Linked DNA regions of Homo sapiens: region 2 is linked to region 1. A link is a contact called in ENCODE Hi-C or POLR2A ChIA-PET data. All regions are on one chromosome and are shown on one strand. Each heading gives the region's core, a stretch centred on a gene start or an enhancer-like site at or near the end of the contact. The rest is flanking DNA. Distances are from core to core; before and after follow the strand shown. Region 1 overlaps ARHGEF28 (Rho guanine nucleotide exchange factor 28). Region 2 has its middle 6.2 kb from the start of LINC01331.

Evidence for each region. A loop is a pair of places that touch in the nucleus more often than their neighbours do. ChIA-PET counts read pairs that join two places held with the same protein, here RNA polymerase II (POLR2A).
Region 2: a map of PC-9 shows a loop between it and region 1 (8-fold over the local background). The contact joins two enhancer-like sites. A Hi-C loop is called at or near these places in 1 of 168 maps with a recorded cell type or tissue (PC-9). POLR2A ChIA-PET finds 5 or more read pairs at or near these places in 2 of 52 experiments (OCI-LY7 and Panc1).

Annotation. Positions count from the first base shown.
Region 1 is chr5:73,937,315-73,940,493 of GRCh38, reverse strand. All of the region lies in intron 35 of ARHGEF28 (Rho guanine nucleotide exchange factor 28), which reads right to left. Among named protein-coding and RNA genes, the nearest start is that of LINC02122, 160 kb to the left of the region's middle. Within about 2 kb of position 1,738, at least 7 of the 41 ENCODE cell types and tissues checked have a DNase peak (open chromatin) inside an H3K27ac peak, as active enhancers do; they include PC-9, where a contact is called at or near this core.
Region 2 is chr5:74,541,338-74,544,658 of GRCh38, reverse strand. No RefSeq gene overlaps it. Among named protein-coding and RNA genes, the nearest start is that of LINC01331, 6.2 kb to the right of the region's middle. RefSeq lists an enhancer at 1,412-1,973. Within about 2 kb of position 1,403, at least 13 of the 41 ENCODE cell types and tissues checked have a DNase peak (open chromatin) inside an H3K27ac peak, as active enhancers do; they include PC-9, where a contact is called at or near this core.

The DNA.
Region 1 (3,179 bases), core at 489-2,988:
TGCATCTGCAGAGCACCTTCCCTCAGAATATCTGTCAGTCAAGAATTGACTTCAAGGCTCAAATAACATATTTGGCACTTTACTGATGTGGTCAAGGGGTGGGGGTAAAAAGTGAAAGAATGAAGGAGACCCTCCAGCCTCACCATTATGCTGTTAATCACAGATCTGTTAATACTACACAAAGTACTCAGCAAGAGCAGCCAGGTTCCTAGGGAAAATCAAGCCAGTTTCAGCTCTGACTGGGTTTGATGTTTTCTGGTTACCTAGCAACAGCAGGACACTGTGTATTCTCCCTTTTTCTGATAAAATCCTCTAATATTATATTTTCAAGGAGAGACAAAAGGGAGGCTTGATTTGAAGAAAGACACTTGCTGCAAACCATTTTCCCTGCACTTGTTCCACTGACCACTCACCCTCAGGCTCAGCCATATGGCAAAATTACAAATAACCAGCTTGTGTTAGAACAAAAACCTGAGTAGGAATGGAAGTCCAGGTGGGAAAGGAGGGCAAATAGCTCTGAGGCCCACCTGCTTATTTTTCAGTCATTAAGAAGAGGCCACATACACCTACTACAAACTTATAAAAATTAAAATTAAAAAAAAATTTAAAGAACATAAAGAAAAAAAAGAGGCCATTGTAACCCTCGCCACATTTTCTTCAAAGCCTCTATTATTTAGATGGATATACACACGTGCAGACATTCCAATGACACAAATGCTTGTGGCCTTTGCCCTCCTGACAAGGATCTTTGGTTGCTAGAGAAGGCAGTAAGCAAGGCTTGGCAGGAATGAAAGGAAAACTCTTCCCAGAAGGCTCCATCTTTGGGGACATGGTGGCCTTGCCACACCTCATTTCATCCCATCTTCCAGTAGGAGGTGGGTCAATGGAGGAGGAGCAGCCAGGGCCACAGGAGCCGATGAAGGTCCCTGGAGGAGCTGCACCAAGGCTGGACTGTGCCTCTGAAGCAAAGGAGGACCCTCAAGGCAGGGGAGGGGAGGAAGAGAGGTAGGGAGGCATGGGGGTGAGGCTGCAACCACAGCTCTGCTCAAAGGCTTAGCCCATCCCTGACCCTTTAGATGCCAATAGGCACAAAGCTTGATTCTACTGCCCCTGATCCTAAATGCTGTACCTCAAATTCCAGGAACTCACTAACAACTGAAAGCATACCTGCAGAAGGTGCCTCTAACTGCCACCATTTACAGAGCACAGGAGTTGTCCCAGGTCTTTTACATTCGTCATCTCTCTCTAAGTCTCAAAATGCTAAAACCCACAATTTACAGGCTGGGAAACCGAGGCTCAGGCTAGTGAAATTCTGACCCACATCATGCAGCTAGGAAGTGATCTGGATCTACGCTCAGAGGATGGCAGCCACGTGATGACTCCTTGCTCTAATGATCAAGACTCTCGTGCTTCTCATTTCTCTTTGTGCTGAAAATGGCTTGGCCATCTTTTCTGAATTAAGAGATCCTCAATGTTTAATACTTTCCCTCCCTTACATACTACATTTTGAAGAGTCACTTGCCAAAAAAAAGAAGAAAGCAAAGGCAAAAAAAAAAAAAAAAGACATATTAATGTTAAGCTTCTCAAAACTGACACAGCAATTGTTATAGAACTAGGAACCTCCCTTAATCGGGCGAACAAAAATATTCCCAGGCAATGATTTCCTTGTCAGGGCAACATTACAAATCAACCTGGAATGCTCTGAATCCTATTTTACCACACTGGGAGACAAAGCATGCCTGTGGTCACAACACGCAGTCACACTTCCAATTCCTTTTCCCAGCCATAGACTGAAGCTATTTCACCTCTAAATACAAATATGCACAGCTAAATTGCTGATGTTTAATTTTATACAACTTCAAAAAAATGCCCCCAAATTTCCATCGAGCAGACACTGGCAGACTGAACAGGTCACCAAAGCCACAACAGTCCTGCCTCCTTACCAACAGAAGGGCCAGCCAGAGCACAAAAATTACTACATTGAGGATGAAAAATCATCCAGTGAATGAGGCAGCTGGGAGGTCATTGCTGACACATCTGACAATGCCGGACACACTGGAAGCCCTTAATCTATGTAGGTTTTCTTCATCTGGGGTGTGAAACATGGAGCAAAAAATTCAAAATAGTGATATTTTGAGGTACATGGAAAATCCCCTTAATGGCTTCAAGAGAAGACTTGTTCAAAACAGCCAAATTGAATATATATCAGAAATAACTCTTTTTTAAGTTACATTGTATGCTCTACTTCAAGAAGATACAGAACCAAGAATGAACGGGGATGGGGATGGGGAGTTGTGTGTGTGTGTGTGTGTGTGTGTGTGTGTGTGTGTGTGGTGTAGTGTAGAAGTTTAATCAGAACTTTTTCAAATAAGAATAAAAATACAGGAGAAACACATTCCTAGGTGAGAGCTTGTTGTGCCCTAAGGTGAACAGCCCATGTTGTAATTCCAGATGTATTACTGGAGGTGGTTGTGGTTGTATGTCACCTGGACGGGAACTCAATTTCCTTCTCCATGTTCCTTCTTGGTTTCTACCTGAACTATGTAGGCAAGGTCAGACAGTCTGTCTTTGAAATTAGAAACCGTTTGGTGATTTCTGATTTTGTTACTCCATTTCAACTCTGAAAGAACCAGCACAGCAATTGTATATTTCTCAAGGCCAGCCACCTTTTTCCACACTTTTTACCCTAGAGAATATGATCATCATATAGAACCCTAAACTGAAAAAACATTTGTTAATATTAAACCTCACTGACTCAGAAAGCAGAATTCTTGCTATATAAAAGTAATCACCCAGTTTCATTTGTGATCGAATTGCCTGTAAATCGATGGACATAAAAATGTAATAACATATTTCTAATAAGCAAGGAAATAGCAATACAATCATAATTTGGTCAACTAAAAACGAATATTATTATAATGAAACAAAACTCAAACTACAAAAAAACATTTCAGCCAAGTATCTCAACACAATTTTGCCTCTTGACATAAAAGAAATAATTTGATCCCTAACATTATCTCTGGAAACTAAACAGAGCGAGCATTATTAACCTTTAGAGCAAATAAGCTAAAACACATAAAAGCCCCAAAGCCTGACTAAACCAAGTAGAAAAGTGGGATCTTGATTGAGAGTTTTTTCTGCTACATTACTGAGCTTTTGTTCACAAACTAAAATTTCAG
Region 2 (3,321 bases), core at 154-2,653, 600 kb before region 1:
GATCTACTTTGCAATGAACAAACAGTTATCAATGAACAAATGTATGTAGGGTCACAGTGGCTGACACAGTCAGCATTCAATAAATGGTAACTTCTGCTATTATTATTATTATTATTATTATTATTTGAGACAGAGTCTTGCTCTGTCACCCACACTGGAGCACAGTTGTGCGATCTCAGCTCACTGCAACCTTCACCTTCCGAGTAGCTGGGACTACAGGCATGTGCCATCACACCCAGGTAATTTTTTGTATTTTTAGTAGAGACAGGGTTTCACCATGTTGGCCAGGCTGGTCTTGAACTCTTGGCCTCAAGTGATCCACCTGCCTCGGCCTCCCAAAGTGCTGGGATTACAGGCATGAGCCACCACACCCGGCCTCCTGCTATTAATAAAATTGGACATACCACGTAGAACACCAACAAGGGACTGAAAACAGACACAGATACAGCAAGAAAGTGCTGATAAAATCTTTTAGATATGAGAGAGGACAAAACAGAAAAAGGAAGAGTTTTTGCAAATGTAGGTGGTGAATGCACACGTGGAAACCTGAAGGCTATGTTATCAGCCTGATTCAATTCATGGGGACCTGATAAGGGAAAGGTAATATTTCCTGGAACTCACTCCATCAAGAACACAAAGATTTTATGACTTCTCTTCTTTCAGACACGCACAAAGCCAACAACACAATAGATTTTCTTTCCCAAATCCCTTCTTTAGAAAGCTTTGCGGCTAAGGACAGTATCTCTATGTAAAAATCCACTCCAGGGGGTCACTGACTGCCTCTGGGGTCAGGAAATGGCTCTCTGAAGAGCTTGCTGGGCTTTGTGGTTGGATGCCAGGGCTGAGGATTGCATTAAGTTCTTCGAATAAGCCTGTAGTTTGGCAAAAAGGCTTTCCTCCTGGGCAGCTGAATAATTTTTAGATGATCTAGCTGGCACATCGTGGAAACACGCTAATGAGTCAGGAGTGATCTGACTCCTCCCCTCACCCCACACCCCCGTTGCTCAAGGGTAGAGAATTTCCAGGGAAGCCAGTGAAAGATTTATGAGACTAATCCCGGAAATATTTCTTCCCCATCTATTCTTCTCAGCAGGGGTGCCAGCAGCCCTGGGTCTGGAGTGTGAGGGGTAGAGAGGGCAAATTAGAAGGGGACAAAAACGCTGACTTCTGCCTTCAAGTGCTAGAGAAATCGGCGACTATAGAAACCACCTAATTAGGGTTCCACTGTCAATAAAATATTCAGGTCTTTTTTTGGAATGTGCCTGCCTGCAGGCCCCACAGAGCTTCATGGATGAATTTGAGGAGGCTTGGAGCATTGTGGCTTGTGGAGCATGGAGTGGGGGAAAGCTTGTTTCAACTCTGGGCTGGGAGGAGTCTGACAAGTGAGCTCTTCTGACTCACTTTTACAGGGATGAGGGGGAGGAGGCTGCAGGGATTTAGCGGCGTAGGGCAGTGTCTCCCGTCACCCGTGAACTTCCCTCTCCACACCCTGCATGTGCTGCATCTTCTTTGGGTGGGCTGACCTCTCCATGACGTCCTGGTTTGGAGGGCTGTCCTGTCTTTCTTATAACTCCAGGCTCCTTTTATAGAAAAGCGAGGGGATGGGAGTTGGGTCACTGGAGAATATCTATAACAGGGTGCCACTCTTGGGTTAAAGAAAAGCTCCTGTGTGCCTTCAAAATATGATTTTAAAAAATATATAAAAAGGTAAAATAGAGTAAGAAAATTCAATCCTTCTGGCTCAGTTTCAGTCACGCATGGGCAAAGGGAACAGAACTATCAGGCATGATTATTTGCCACGACTTTCCCATTTTTTGTTCAGAAAAATATTTTAGTTGTAAAGGTTGGGAAAACTAGGCTATTTGAGTTTTGCCTCTTATGTCTTCCCCCACCCTGTTTTCTGTAAAGACACTGCTAGAAATGGCCAAAAAGGATGTCAACACTGGAAGAGGCTTCAGGCGCCAGCAGAGCCTGCTGGTGAGTAATGAAGAGAGGCATAAACCACAGGAAAGGCCCTTCTCTTGATTAACACGGATTCCATTCAGCATCACCTTTCCTCCTTGTTTCAGGTAGCCTCAGTCCTAAGATGGAGAGACCTTCTAGTCTCTGAGGAGAATGGTCCTGGGCTAACCTTTGGTTTGGACTTCCCTCAGACCCTCAATGGCTGCTGCCACCTGGGCACAAGGATGGCCTTCCTACCTGGGTCCTCTACCCAAAGCTTTCCAAACACAGATGTACTGTTTAATAGGGAAAAGGGACCTTTTTTTTTTGAGACAGGGTCTTGCTTTGTCACCCAGGCTGAAGTGCCCCAGTACAATCACGACTTACTGCAGCCTCAACCTCCCATCTCAAGCAATCCTCCCATCTCAGCCTCCTGAGTAGCTAGGACCACAGGTGTGCACCACCATGCTTGGCTAATTTTTAAATTTTTTGTGGAGATGAGGTCTCCCTATGTTGCCCAGGCTCGTCTTGAATTCCTGGACTCAAATGATTCTCCCACCGCAGCCTCCCAAAGTGTTACGATTGCAGGCATGAGCCACTTCCCATCTGGGGACTTTTAATAATATAATTTTGTGTAACTACTGACAGTCTTGGTAGCAGAAAGGGCATCCATGCCATTTCCCTTCCAGAAATTTCCAAATGGTCTCTGAAGATCTCAGAAGTAAGACTCTCATTTTTGCTAACAAAAGGAGGTTACCTAGCTAACTCCACCACTGCATTAATGTGTACATTTTGAGTACATCATTTTTTTTGGTACATCTTTTTTGAGTACAACTTAGTACACTAAGTTATAAATGGACTGGACTTGAAAATATTTAAATTTTAACCAAGCATCTAAGAAAACTCCAATTTGACTACAGGCTTCAGGTCCTTACCATATATGTCCCAGATTTCTGGGACAGTCCCAATTCCAAATATTCAGTATTGTGGTCAGACAAGTATTTTGGTTCAGGAAGTATGAAGTCTGCCTCAGGGAAAGAGGTAGGTGGCTGTCATAGCCCTAGTTTGCATTTTATAGTTTGCTTATATGGAGAGCAGATCTTGGGCAGCCTTCCAAAACACCAGCATCTGAATTATCTGTTTAAAATTACGAAAAACACCAAGTCATCCAATGTCAGGACTATTTTCAGTTTCCTGTCACTATATTCAACCTGAGCCCAATAGATTGTGTAATCTATTTAATAAACAATTTCTCCCTACCTGGCTAGCCCCAGAGATGAACAATTGTCACTAATCCAGGAAAGATTCCATTCAACATGTATTCACTCATAGCCCTGGGTTCCGTATGAGGTGAGGTATGTTACAGCAAAATTCTTCTCC